Linked DNA regions of Mus musculus: regions 2 and 3 are each linked to region 1. Evidence: chromatin loops called from intact Hi-C (ENCODE). Cell type or tissue: left cerebral cortex. All regions are shown on one strand.

Evidence for each region. A loop is a pair of places that touch in the nucleus more often than their neighbours do. Peaks named below come from ENCODE experiments on the same cell type or tissue, not always from the same donor. Only the 100,000 strongest peaks of a DNase experiment are listed, where the experiment ranks them.
Region 2: it touches region 1 in a loop (4-fold over the local background); 11 of 42 quality-filtered maps call a loop at or near these places.
Region 3: it touches region 1 in a loop (12-fold over the local background); 17 of 42 quality-filtered maps call a loop at or near these places.

Annotation. Positions count from the first base shown.
Region 1 is chr5:67,749,729-67,754,728 of GRCm38, reverse strand. It overlaps Atp8a1 (ATPase, aminophospholipid transporter (APLT), class I, type 8A, member 1), which reads left to right. Exons shown (of 37, transcript NM_001038999.2): 16 at 3,644-3,716. Among named protein-coding and RNA genes, the nearest start is that of Gm46914, 49 kb to the right of the region's middle. In left cerebral cortex, a CTCF peak has its summit at 2,658 (motif pointing left); DNase peaks (open chromatin) are centred at 1,513, 1,878 and 2,636; H3K27ac peaks cover 632 bases.
Region 2 is chr5:67,935,561-67,940,560 of GRCm38, reverse strand. It overlaps 4930425K10Rik (RIKEN cDNA 4930425K10 gene), which reads left to right. Exons shown (of 4, transcript NR_038182.1): 2 at 1,874-2,046; 3 at 4,861-5,000. Among named protein-coding and RNA genes, the nearest start is that of Gm5108, 3.6 kb to the left of the region's middle. In left cerebral cortex, a CTCF peak has its summit at 1,882; a DNase peak (open chromatin) is centred at 1,953.
Region 3 is chr5:68,110,192-68,115,191 of GRCm38, reverse strand. It overlaps Grxcr1 (glutaredoxin, cysteine rich 1), which reads right to left. Exons shown (of 4, transcript NM_001018019.2): 2 at 4,638-4,880. Among named protein-coding and RNA genes, the nearest start is that of Grxcr1, 81 kb to the right of the region's middle. In left cerebral cortex, a CTCF peak has its summit at 2,277 (motif pointing right); DNase peaks (open chromatin) are centred at 335 and 2,297.

The DNA of each region.
Region 1 (5,000 bases):
GTTTTATAGAGAGAAGCCTGTAAGTAGTCTCCCCAAGAACACAACCAGCGGACATGGGTGAGAGCCAGAGGTAATCCTGGCTTAGCCTGATTATGAAAGGTGTGTTAGTGCCGTCACACGTCTGTAGACTTGAAAGACTTGTGTTTCTTTTGGAGCACGGGATAGCTTTGCATTTCAAGCCCTAACTGATTTTATTTCAGTTGAATTGCTGAGGTTGTTAAGGAGAGGCAAATTGAACATCTACCGTTTGACTGAGTTGAGGAACCCTAACTCAGAAGCTCATACAAGACTCCATACTTCCAAGGGCCTCATCTAATTGGTTTTATATTGCTGAGAAAACCAAGATCAACTGTGGCCGTGGTGGAACCCTGTGCTCTGCATATGTGACAGTGGCTCTATGCTACTGCTGCAGGAGGAGAGACTATGGAAGACTCTCTCCAAAACTCTAGAAGTCATCTCAATAGCTGCTTGGCAGCTTTGTCTGGCAATGTGAAGTTGACTGAATGCCACGTAGCAAGCTTGTAGCTGTCTGTTTAATTGTCCTGCTTGAAATGGCACTCACCACAAAAATGTTAAGAAAATCCACATGTGAAAATTATGTGTTTATATTTGGTCCATTCTAAAGACCCTTTCAAATATACTCTTGGCATTAAAGACTGTGCAATAGCTGAAATCCTCTAAAAATGTATTAATATAAGTGATTTGTCTAGATTATGACTTCCCAGTGCATAGCTACTAACTCTAGAATTGGCACTGTTTCCTGTTGTTGCCAAGAACCATAAACAAACGTGGAGACTTGGAGACCAATTCCTTTCTATTAAAAACCATTATCTAAATTGATAGTATCAATATTGGAAGGACTAGAGAGAAAAACATCCATGTAATTATAAGTTATCACATGATTACTTTCAAAAACCCACAAATATTCATAATCATTTTCTCTTAAAAAATTATTTTGGAAAGTTTAAATATAAGCAGAATGAACAAATGTCCCCATCAGTTATTTTAACAGGCTATGCCCTGGGTCACCCTTATCCCTCCTGTGCCTTTCTACCCTTATTATTCTGAAGCAAATCTAAGTAGATATGTTTGTTTTTTCTTAACTTCTTGATACAGTCACACGTTATGTTCTTGTTATTTTTCAAGTAAATGACAGTGGGGTGACAGAGAGCTTGCCTTAGAGCTGGCCCTGCAGTCGTTCAGTGGTTTTTTGTTTTTGTTTTTGTTTTGTTTTTTTGTATTATTATAGTATCTGCAGGTTGAACAAGTTTCTCTTTTCTGCTTGGTTATTTTCTCATTTTACCTAGCCTATAATTATGTGTGGCGTGAGTGGCATTTATTTATTCTGCTGTAGAAGGTAGGCTGGGTAGAGCATTCTTCCAGGCGTGCCCTTAGAATAATGAGAGCTAACCCATCTCCATTAGCATCAGTCTTCAAAGGAGTCCCCTTGGCAGGCTCTTTCTTCAGCAGTGCAGACTCTCACACAGCATTTTAGAACTCCTCTTTTGTAATTGCTTTCAGAAATACTTGCAGTCACCCAGGAAACTGAGTCTCATTTACTTTGATCAAAACCAACCATTATCTAGCCAAAACAGTGCATTTAATCACCCATTCAAATTCTTGGACTTAACTACTCTGAGTAACAAACTCATTACTAAAAAAATTAAATCTACCAGCAAGCAGTTTTGACTACCAATGAACAGGACCTTAAAAAAATCCTAGAGGTACAGACTCTTTTAAAAAACAGTTCTCTGACTGCTGGGGCCAGAAGCCCTTAAGCTGAGGCAGGTCCACTAGGTTAGGGAAGAGATCAGCCCCTGAGTCAGAGAGGATGCTGAGCAAACAGGCTTTGTACAACCGTGTTCATTGCCTCAGAAAACTGACTTGCGCTACCAAAGGAGCTCTGCCTCAGGTCGTCCGGGAGATGTGGCACGGATCAGGAAGCCAGCCTCTACACGGGTGCTGTACAGTGGGCAGTGAGCTTGTCCAGGCCGACACATTGTGCAAGTGCTCTCTCAACTGCTCTTTCTTTACATCCAGTCTGTCACACAATATCTCGGGGAGCATGTGCCAGTGGCTCCCGTTCACCCGGCCTCCAAACCTGAAGAGACTCCAAGACCAATGGGGTGTTGTTTTGTTTTAATCCACACTAGTCATGGAAGTATTAAAGAGAGAAAAATACACCTTTCTCCTGGGACTGAGATTTTTATCATTTTAAAAACTGAATCATTTGAATAGAAAGATGAGTTCTCCCAGAGCTGCGACTCAGCTTCTCTGTGATAATTGCCATAAGGTAATTATTATGCAGCTTTATGTGTTCAAATGTATCCTCAGCTGAAGGACTTTCTGGCCCCAGCAGTCAGATCACTGCTTTGTTAAAAGCCAAGCATCAGTCCAGACCTTATAGGACAATGATTAGCCGTGTTTCTATGGTTTTGTACCATTTAGCCTGGCAGATCACCTATACCAGCAGTAATCTCCCTGTGGCTGGAGAGCTCTTGCCCTGTGGTCCCCCATGGGTTTCGTTCCTTGGACCAACTTAAGGGAAGAATGCCAAGAAGTCTCCTTTCAAACCCTATTCCATTTGGAAAGGTTTATGAGCCAGAGAAAACTGGGCTGGAGCAGAGGCGTGAAGGGAGGACCTGCCACCTAGTGGTCCAAGTTCTGAAACACACTCCTGACTTTTGGAAGGCAAAAGAAGCAAGCCACTTTGTGGAAAATGCCAGTAGGAGATCGAGGGATGTAAAGAATGAAATGCAGAGAGCCTTGTGAATGTCTCACCGGAGAGTGAATGAGAATGGTTCCAGGCTGCCCAAGAGCAGGGTGTATGACCTTCCGGTCTGCTAAGAAGGAAGAGCTATGGAGTTGGAGGACCGAGGTCACATTATAACATTGTAGCATGTGAGAACTAAAAGTAACCGCCCACGGGCTACATCAGTCTTGGATCTAGACTTTACCCCATCCCGAAGCTATGCACTAAGCAAAAACTAATTCTAGAATACAAGAAGAAATCTCATCTCTCCAGGGACCTGAGACAGGAACATACGTGGTCATGGGAGAATGACTGGACTATATTATAGTCAGAAAGGCTGGGGATAGCAGAAATTAGAGGTTAAGCAAGGTCTAAGAGTGACTGGCTAGCCACAGGCCTGTTGTTAGAGGGGCACGAATTTGGAGGACAGTCTGCCTTCCAATCTTTGCCTAGAGGAACCTGCTGTACAGCTCTTCCTGGGGAAAGATAACTAGACTAAGTGGCTCTCAACCTTCGTAATGCTGCATTGATTTTATACAGCTCCTTACATTACGGTGACCCCTCCAACGATAAAATTACTTTTCTTGATTCTTCATAACTGTCATTTTGCCACTGTGTAAATATCTGATATTCAGGCTATCTAATACGTGGCCCCTGTGAAAGGGCTGTTGGACCTCTCAAAGGGTCACAACCCACATGTTAATCACTACTGCACTAGACTATGTGTTGAGTTTGGAGATGGAACTGAAAAGAACATAGGTCCCTTCCAGTCTGACCTGAATTAAGGAATAGATCAGTTATTGGAATGGATTGAGAGTAATCACTCATCACTAGCAGTGGGTGAGTTAGGCCTATACAAGTGAACCAACTTTGCTTTGTTTTTCCCTTTAGGCAGAGCTCACAGTTTGGAGATGAAAAAACCTTTAATGACCCGTCGTTGCTGGACAATCTCCAGAATAACCACGTAAGTGACCTCAGTGCTATCTGTCCCTAGGAGGTGAGCACTAATGAATACGTCTCGGAATGAATTTCCTTCATGGTTAGTCCCCTCATGTTTTTACTTACATGATTTTTTTTTTAGATTTATTTTATTTTACATGTGTTAATGTCCTCAATGCCTCTGTGTCCAGATGCTTATATCTTTTTCCTAGATTTGAAGAACTCTCTGCTGTGATTTTACTGAGTCTATTTTTCTGTGTCCCCCACCCCAAATAGGAGGGGGATTTGGGGTACTGTTAGACTAAACAGAATTTAGATATTAAAACTAGAAGAAATTGCAGAATATATCGAGGACAGAGTTGGGGAAACCCTTAAGGAGGAACGAAAGCCTTGTAGATATAACAAATAGGGAGGGTAGAGCAGACCAGTGCAGAATGATCTCAAAGTGTTATATCAGCAGTCAAAATGTCTTCCTTGCTTATAGTGTTAGAGAATGCCTCTCTCCTTCCTCAGATAGCTATGACTTCGCTCTGTTGGTAAGAGAGCTCCTGCCCATCTTAGGACTGACTTACAACACAGCTGGGGTATCTACTGAAGTTAACTTACACCTGCATTTCTCCTGCCCAGACTGTCACAGCCCCTCTCATGCAGTGCTGCCTCAGATTTCTGCCCAGCTCCTGGTTTGTGTCTTAACTGATATGCCAGCATGCTGCCCTGGATTGCAAGTCACACCACCTCCCTGACTTCCGCCATCCCTCACCTACATCACTACTCTGCCTTGAGCGACTTTTTCTTTCTTCCTCCAGAGGCCATCTTTCATTTCTCCTCTGGGGCCTTATTATTAGTTCCATGCCGTTCGTCCCAGTGGAATTCTCCATGCTCGGCTCTTCATTAGCCTAGGACTTCTTCACATATCTATCTCCATCTCTCATGAACAGCCACATGTCCTGTCACCTCATATGACATTCACATATTCTCTTTACACACCTTAGCAGGCTGTGAATAAACAACGCTGTCACTATTGTCCCCTCTGCCTCCCTACGAGTCCAAGCAAGCTCCATGTGGCTGGGACCATCTGTGCTCTGTCCACTCTTAGCATAAGCAGTTTTTGTTTCCATAACCTAATTTAACCTTCTCCGTTGTTGCACTTTATAACGGGAGGTTATGCGAATATGGGAACACCTTATTTTCTTTATTATCTTGAATGACATTTCTCTCCAGAAGCCAGACATGAAGATGCTTAATATTTAGTGTCTGGGTTCTTTTCTCATCAGATCTGAGATGCTTACAGAAAGGATTCAGTCTTCAG
Region 2 (5,000 bases), 190 kb before region 1:
CATCTATTTATCAGTTGAAAGCCAGAACTGAAATATGCTTTTGCTAGTTGTGTTATCAGAAACATTAAATGAAAAAGATGTGTACATTATACACTCATGTCATAAATTAATAAGAAATATAAACTAACTATTATCAAATATGACAACATACAGCATAAACTCTGAGTTTTCTTTTGTGGCTGAAGAAACAGCAATTGGCCATAAAGCCTTCTGCGCTCATCCTGATAACAGCATTATCCACACTCTCTGAATGAGGAAATAACAAAACACTTACCGACCAGCATGCTTGGAAACAAAATGTAGTGGAATATTATTTGGTAATAAAATAAAGAAAATATCCATACACACTACAAAATGTATGAGCCTAAAAATACCATTGTAGTAAGTGAAAAAAAGCAGTCATAAAAATCATTTAATGTAAAAAAAAATCATTTAATGTACAGATTCATTTTTAAAGTACTGCATAGAATGGATAAATGTCTAGAATCAGAAAGTATGTTCCTATTTCAGTGGCTGAAGAAATAGGGAATGGGATTCCTATCAGAGGGATGAGACACATGAAATTATATGGTGATAGTTTTTGTACAGTTCAATTAATATGCCACAGTTATAACTATATTGTAAATACTTGAGTATTATGCAGAATGAATGATTTTACAACAAAGCTATTTTAAGGGTAAAGTGACTTTTTTCCCACATTACACAAGTAGTTGGTGAAGCCAGAACTAGGCTCCCTAATTTCTGAGCTGACACAGTTGCTATCTCCTGTGTTGCTGTTGGCTTTCCAATCCCTCTATTTTATGAACACATCTGATTCTGCTTTTGCACTTCAGTGTCTGTTTAGGTCTCTTTTTTTCTCCCCTCATTTCCAGCCTCCTCTGGAGCCCATGGTGTCCACACCCAGCTGTTAAATAGCCTACTTTGTAATGTTCACAACTCAGCTGTTTTATATTTCACTATACTGCAGTGACTGCTATTGATCTACTCCGTCCACCGAATGTTCGTGTCATAAGATGCTATGGGAAGTGTGGTCAGCAAGACTTTGGGGTAAAGATGACTTTAGCAGTGTGTGAGCAGTGGGTGGGAAACTATGAAACAATAGCTTGATTCTATCACAGACCTCGTCTCAAAGCCACAGAAACAAGAACCCAGCAAAGGCTACTAAACCCGATACTCTTCCCTGAGAGGCTGCCTTACAATGTGTGAGAGAGGCCATTTTCCAGATGACTTCCTCTCCTGTTACAGACTCTGGCTCTGGCTCCCTGCAAAGTGCAGGAGCTTCTCCATCTTCACTGTTTGAGACACTTGTCTTTGCCCTCCGATGGATTTCTCCACCCTCTTTCTCTCTCTTTTTTAGAGTTTCCTATTGTAAAAAGATAAATCATCTCATGGACTTCTATGCTTTTGAAAAGATACATGTAGACATTGAGATGTTTCCAAATGAAATAGAAGGTATAAGGTGAATGGCAGCTGACATTATTAAAGGATGTCTGAAGGAAACACATGTTCTCTTTCCACACGGTATGATCATGTTATCTCATTTTTTTCTAAATAAGGAAAGGATTCCTTGTTGTCAACCTCTAAGAACAAGATGAAATGTTATTTGGCAGTAGATCTTTCTTTTTCCAAGATGAAGATGTGAACTGCTGTTTGCATCACTTGAATTTATAAATTGGAGATACTTTTACAGCACAATTAAAAATCATGTTTTGTGGCTTTAAAGTAGATTTATTTACTTATTACCTAGAGATATTAATTTTCCAATAAACTCCAAGTTATTTGGGTAAAATGTGAAACTTTTGTAAGAAAACTGTAAATATTGGTTAGTTCAAGTCATTAGCCTGAGATGAAGTAGCAGCTGGTTTTGTGGCAGGACTTCCCTAAATCCACTGGGTGGTGATGGAGAGATGATATAAGGAGAGGTTAATTGTGAAGATGGAAGAAGAGGAACGGGAATAGCAGGAGAGCCCCAGGACACAGACACCATAGTGGGAGAACCACAAGGCGGAGCCTCTGCAACACTTGATTTCACACTCTAGTGAAGAGGTAAGGAACACCTGTAGTAGACATTAGACACCGGCTCCTCCCCCAGTATTTGTCTTTCTTCTTTCTAACAAAAGGATATTTTGATTTTTGTACCTAATCCCAATACCACACAATTCATGATATAGTTTTGCTCTTTTTTTTACATTTATTTTATTTTTTACGATTATAATATAATTACCTCATTACCGCCTTCCACCCATCACCAAGCCCTACTGTATAGCATTTCTTGCTCTCTTTCAAACTCATGATCACTTCTTCTATTAATTGTTGTTACATACATATATGGTTGTAAACACACATACACAATTTGTAAATACATATATACAACCTGCAAAGTCTATACAACACTACTTACATGCATGTTTCCAGGAATGACCACCTGGTACTGACTAAATAACTGTTGTACCTTTTGATCCCATCCCATTTGAAATGACATTCCATGTTACAATGTGCTTAGAATATCAGCAGAAGCAGAAGCTAATTAATTAATTAATTAATTAATGGGAGGGGGAGAGAGAAAGAGGGGGAGAGAGGGAGAAAGAGGGAGAAAGAGAGAGAGGGAGAGAGAGAGGGAGAGAGAGAGAGATCCTTATGTTCCTAAAAGGATTGGGCATCTTTCACATGTCAAAGACATGGACAGCCATGCTAGACTCCTGCCTGTAAGCAGGCAGCTTGTTCTCTACCCAGCCTCTACCACACCTTTATTATACATTTTTATTCAATAATGAAATTAAAGACTATAAGGTGTGCCAGGACACAAAATACCATTTTCATACTTATTTTTATTTCCTACAACAATAGAATGTTTATCAAATAAATACAATTACTGTGGCCTCCTATCATCTATATTAGCTATTTGATATGCATGGTTAGCAGGAACAGAAGTGGGCTCTAAGAGAATATTTAGCATAATAATACTAAACTAATAATCATTTAGGTAGGTAGCATCTAAATGCATCAGGGATTGTATTAAGCACTGTACATGGAGGTGGAGGAGGAAATCTAGCTAGGTAGATACATAGAAAATTGGATCACAGAGAAATTGAGTGTCACAATAATGGCGTGGGGACAAAGCTACTTCCAAACTTAGGCATGTCTGCTTAGGTTGTGGGAGGAGAGAGAGTTTTCATTTAACATATCATCCACAAGTTTATTTCTTTTTTAAGAAGTAATTCTTTAGTAGTAGTAGTAGTGTTACTATTATTATTATTAACGTATTCACTTTACATCCTGCTCACTGCCCCCTCCTGGTCACCTCCTCCCACAATCCCTCCCCCCATCCTCATCCCCTCCTCCTCTGAGATGGTACGGGCTCCCTAGATATACCCCTACCCTGGCACATCAAGTCTCCATGAAGCTGGGTGCATCCTCTCCCACTGAGGCCAGATAAGGCATCCCAGCTAGAAGAACATATCCCATGTACAGCCAACAGCTTTTGGGATAGTCTCTATTCCAGTTGTTTGGGATCCACATGAAGACCAAGCTGCACATCTGTTACATGTGTGCAGGGAGGCCTAAGTCCAGCCTGTGCATGTTCTTTGGTTGGTGGTTCATTCTCTGAGAGCCCCAAGGGTCCAGGTTAGTTGACTCTGATGGTCTTTCTGTGGAGTTCCTATCCCCTTAGGGATTGCAATCCTTCCTCCTATTCTTCCATAAGAGTCCCCAAGCTCCACCTACTGCTCGGCTGTGGGTATCTGTACCTGTCTAAGTCAGTTACTGGGAAGAGACTCTCAGAGGACAGCCATGCTAGACTCCTGTCTAAAAGCATAACCGAATATCATTAACAGTGTCAGGGATTGGTGTGTGCCCATGTTATGGGTCTCGGGTTAGGCCATTATTGGTCGCCCATTCCCTCAGTCTCTGCTACATCCCCAGTCCCTGCACTTCTTGTAGACAGCATAAGTTTGGGATGGAAAGTTTTGTGGGTGGTTTGGTATCTTTGAAAGACTAATGAGGCTTTTGTAAATGAAGAGGATGGGATGTCTAAGCAGCAGAAAATGGTAGTAGTACAGATTCTAAAATAATGGAAATGCAGATAACTGATAATCATGGTTGTGAGGGACCCAGGTACAGAAAAGCAGCACACGAGAAGGGGGAGGCCATGGGGGGCCATGCAGAGAAGTTTCGCATCCAAAGGAAGCAGGAAAGATAATGAAGGCAAAGAAACAAGGTTCTTGGAGCAGCTCATGATCAAGCCACATGAGGGGGGAGTGGGTGAGAGCTTGACAATAGATAAAAATTAAATTGCAGACACGCATAAAAATACATATATGTGTGTCATATACATAATACACACAGACAGACAGACAGACAGACAGATTTTACAGTGGCAGTAATAGAAGTGCAAAGAGGGCACTGGAAAGGTTTAGTCATCTGTTGAGCACAAGGTCAGTGGTGCCTGGGTAGCCTTGGAAACAACGCAGCTGGCATGGACACTTACATTTTAGAGTAAAAGTGGAAAGGAGTTAGGCTTTGTGTATTAGAGAACAAGACAGCAGAAGCTTTGCACACTATCCCCTGCAGGTGCTCATGGTTTATTCAAGCAAAGCTGCTCAAAATAACTAAGATTTGCAACCTACCAGGATTCATATGTCAACAAAATTTCCAGACAAATTCAAGGAATCAATTTCAAACTGAAAACTTTTCATTTGGCTAAGTCCAGATATGTTTTCTTTTTTAAAAAAAGAAAAAAATCCATTACTAGAAACACATAATTTTACATGAGGTTATTTCAATACCAACACTTAACGGGTGTTCTTAATACAAAAGGTGACTTGTTACATTGGTTAAATTTGGCTTTTTATTTCTACTTAGAAGCAAGTACTTCAATCTGCTTCATTGCCCCATCTTGCCAGAGCATTAAATGCTTCACAGAATGAAAACAGAAAAACCACAAATTGGCATTTTTAGAAACCACTGAAGTGAACTTTGCCTCCCGTAGAGATGTGGAGAGA
Region 3 (5,000 bases), 360 kb before region 1:
AACCAGCCAGTACAAAAAATACATAAATTTGTTAAATTTATTTAAATAAATAAGGTAATAAAACGTGATAGAGTGAAAACATTATTGTTAACACTTGACTGTTTAATATTGCTATGGTCCAAACATATGAAATACATATCTGAAAATGCTATGTAAATAAAACATACTACTTTGTATAGTTAACATATGCTAATACTAATAAGAATTTAAAACAACAAAAAAATTAAGATACCATTTCAAGGAGGCTGAAGAAACCAGTAGTTAAGAGTAGTTGTTATCCTTGCAGAGGACCCAGGTTCTGTTCCAAAGCACCCACGTAGTGATTCACAACTACAGTAACAGCTGTTCCTGGAGATCCTGTGCCATTTTATTACCACTATGGGTATAATGCATGGATGGGGTGCACATACATATATGTAGACAAAACAGTTATATTCATAAAATAAAATAAATAAATCTTAAAGCAATATTTTAAAATATGTCATTTGACAAACACTGGAATGGCAGTAATTAGTAGTAGTAGCAGCAGCAGCAGCATTTTTAAAACTTAACTACAACAGTAATGATATAAAGAACTTGGAACCCTGGTTCATTACAAGTGGGAATGCATGCAGTGCATTCACTATGTAAAATAATTCCACAGACTCATTAATAAATCAAGTATAGGACTGCCAAATGCTCAGGGGTATATAAAAAGGATTCTGAGAATGAAGCAAAGAGTAGACAAGAAGACATCGAAGGTTTCATCCAAATCTGACTCCAGATTCCATGTGAGAATCCTGTGTGCATTTCCCTTCACAAAACTTAATAATTAAGTTCTTCTGTATTTTCATTTAATATCTGTCATACCAGATTCCAAACTCAGGTGTAATCTGAGAGGATCTGAGGGGTGGGAGATACTAACAGGGCTTCAAAAAGTTCCCTCTTATGAAAGGATGGACCATCTAGAGTCTGCCATACCCGGGGATCCATCCCATAATTAGCCTCCAAACGCTGACACCATTGCATACACTAGCAAGATTTTGCTGAAAGGACCCAGATATAGCTGTCCCTTGTGAGTCTATGCCGGGGCCTAGCAAACACAGAATTGGATGCTCACAGTCAGCTATTGGATGGATCACAGAGCCCCCAATGGAGGAGCTAGAGAAAGTATCCAAGGAGCTAAAGGGATCCGCAACCCTATAGGTGGAACAACAATATGAACTAACCAGTACCCCGGAGCTCTTGTCTCTAGCTGCGTATGTATCAGAAGATGGCCTAGTCGGCTATCAGTGGAAAGAGAGGCCCATTGGTCTTGCAAATTTTATATGCCTCAGTACAGGGGAATGCCAGGGCCAAGAAGTGGGAGTGGGTGGGTAGGGGAGTTGGGGGAGAGGGTATGGGGGACTTTTGGGATAGCACTGGAAATGTAAATGAAGAAAATACCTAATTTAAAAAAAGTTCCCTCTTTTCTTACTTGAGAACTAGTATTAAATTTATTGTATTTGCAATCTTGTCATGATACCCCTTATGTTCATTCTTGTTTGTAGCCTCATTCCAATATGAAGTCTGCTAGTTTCCATTGTAGATTTGATGATTGGTCCAGAAAAATCATGATTTCTAGCCTGTTTCTTGGTGGAGCGTCTAAGTTTACCTATGACTAAGGTATTAGATCGAACATAATCTTTTTATGAGATTATAGTCTGATGCCAAAACACCAGAAGAATTGCTTAAGCCAGTTCTGAGCAGAACGCACCCCCACTACCCCATTTGCAAAAAACACTCTGCAAAATTTATTTCCTAAAGTAATTAAGTGTTCCATTGTCTCCAGCTTCGGCTTTTAGCTTATTAGAGTAAAAAACTGAAGAAAAATATTTTAATAGATTCTTCCTCTCTTGCTCATGAGCTCACTGACTTCCCTTGGAAGAACACAATGAATTCAGGCAACAGCATCCACCTGGGGCTTGGCGATGATGGTAGATTAGCAAGGATGTTACCAATGACTGCCCTGCTCTCCACTCTCCTTGCCCTACCTCACTGCCCACAGTCTGTCTCCATCTACCTCTGTCCTTGTCTCTCTCCCTTTCTCTAGCTATTCCATTTCTCCCTCCTCAATCATATAGATGATTCCCAAATCCCAATTCTTCTCACTCACCTAATTTCAAGCTAACTTAAGTGGTTTCATGTAGCTGTTCAAAACACCACAGATGTTAGGGAAATCACCAACTTACTAGGGCAGCAGCCGAATTTTCCTCCCTAAAAGTTAATGTTTTCTACTCTGCCAAAACCCAGCAGAGGGCATCCTTCCATTTCAGATCCATGAATCGTGCAGAGGAAACCCATCTTAGTGCACTGTAATGCCACTGATGCTTCTTCATCGAGATTCAAACAACAGCTGCTTGGGTTTGGAGGAGAGTGATTGCACAAGTTACTCAGAACTTGACTCACTCCTTCCAGGTGCAGAGCAGCATTTTACAATCCAGAAGCACCAGAGTTACCCCTGTGGCCTTTCTCTCCTAGATGCTGAGTGTGCACATAAAGAGATCAGAGGGAAAACTCAACTGGGAAAGAGCCAGGATCCTGACCTCATTTGTAGCAATCACCTTCTGTCCCTCCAACTGAAAAACAAATGGCGAGACAGGTATCACAGCCTGGTGCACTGCCTCACTAGCATGCACAGCTTAGGTATTCTGGATTCTGAATGCAATAGAATGGATCAAGAACAGCATATGAGCGAAGCTCACCTTATACCTGATGTTGCCCGAAGCTGTCCATTAACTTTATACAGTTCCACTGAAATTGAACTTACACAGTAAGTTGGGAAATTTTTACATTATCAGAATGCTTCCCTAGTTAAAAGCAAATTTCCATCTATCTTTGTTGCCTGTTGCTTTCTATTATTGTATTTTAAAATGGAGTTTTATGAGTCCCAGATTGGCCTCAAACTCACTATGCAATTAAGGGCCTTGAAATTCTGCATCCTCCTGCTTCCTCCTCCCAAGTGTAAATGCTAGAATTTCAGACCTCTACCATTGTACCCAATTTATGCAGTAATGAGGTCTTTGTGCACACTAGGCAAGCACTCTGCCAACTACATCCTCAGCCACAGTCTGTAATCCTTGTAAGTTATGTTCTCCAGGTGCCTGAAAAGATCTTCACCTCATTTGTAGCAATCACCTTCTGTCCTCCTTTGTCTATGGAGGAAGTCAGAGAAAGAAGAAATAGATATAATGAAGCTACATAACCAAGTCCTGTAGCCAATCTAAGTTCACTAGAACATCTACTCATGTCAAGCCCTATTCTAATTGCTATTAGGACACAGTAAAATCCCGTTACTCAAGGGAGTCTTACACAAAGCAAGAGTTCAGAATGTCCGACAGAGCTAACCCAGACTCATTCTCCTTGGTCAGCTATGTTACTTGAATCCAAAGCTTTTACTCATCAGAGCAGGTATTTAAAACAAGGCTGCCTGAGCCCATCGTTTTCTTCTAATCCAGCAGCCACAGGAGGGCTGAGAGTTGAGTATCCTAAGGATCAGACATATGCCAAACTGAAAGCTGAGAAGGCAACATCAGGTGTCACCATCACTGTCCTTATCCTTAACACCACTCTCACAGCCACTATTATAGTTCTGGAACCTAAGAGTAAATGGTGAAACACACAGATAGAAGATCAATACTTCAAGTCAAAAATCCTCCATTTCAAAATGCTGTGCTTTTTCAGCTCTGATTAAAATGAAATTTCATGTCACCATAGCTATGTAATCATGGATTCTTGACATTTACCTTTCCATTTAATAACTATGCCTGTAGTCAGTCTAATAGACACAAGTTCCCTGAAGCAAATCAGACATCTCCCAGATATAGATTTTTTTTTCTTCCTCAGTCCCTCAATGTTAAAAGTTAAGATCAGATGCCGAGCATGATCAAGACCCAAGCATCCTTCTAAGGTTTGAAAATCTTTGATCTCTGATAAGGGATCAGTTGGCTGGCTACACGACTCAGTGGTTGCTATACCTTTAGGCTTTTTGTTCTCATCCTGGGGTGTCTTACCCAAGTGTGTTTGGAGATCAAGGGTGTTAAGGACACTAACAGTGTTATTCAAGGAGCAAGAAGGAGGCAGATTTGTTGCTTTTCTGGAAATTGGATTCTCTCTGCTTATTGCTTTGTGTGAATCTAAGTCACACTCCCATTATTAATAAACTCAAAAATGATATTAAACAATAATTGGATATAATTTTGGCTCCAGACTTCATTTCAGTCATGTCGTATTTGTGTCATTGGGCCAGAAATTATTTGATTATTTGAATATGGAGAATTAAAATTTACAAATGTTTCTCTTAAAAATACTCAAATTTTGATTTACACTAAAAAACGTAGTTCTATCTTGGGTCAGTTTTTAGAAGTCAAAGTTAATTGAGCATGTCAGGAATGTACCGTTATTCAACAAAGCAATTTCACACTGACTTCATCTCACTGTTATTCTGCAAGGATGAACGACACAGCAGCACATCATTTGGAATAGAATAAGAATCCAAACCCTTAGGCCTGAGCTCATCCAAACAGCAAATGTCCGAGTGGTCATGTCACAGGTCATCTTTTCATACAGTTCATAGGTGAGACATACGCAAAGGCAGTTTTCTTCTGTGGTATACTTACCCCAAGATAATGGCCATCAATGAAGACAACAGGAAGGGAAGGAGCTTCGGAGACTCTCCTGCACCGTTCATCCAACTCTTTCCCATAGTCACCGTTTAGAGCTATGTTTTTCTCTTCAAACTTTACTCGATGGTTTTGGAAGATCTTTCTAACCAGTTCGCATCTCTCGAAGGTCGTCCTCACCACACGAAGGCAGGTTGTATAAATTACCACACGGTCAAATTCCAGGTCAGCTGATGGCTGCTGGAAGGAAAACATTGAGGTGTAGCTATGCTTGCTTTACTGTCTTGGATTTTACTGTGTGTACACAGTTTGAATTAACAGCTTCGGGTAAGTGTCTTGTACATTAAAGACACTCACAAA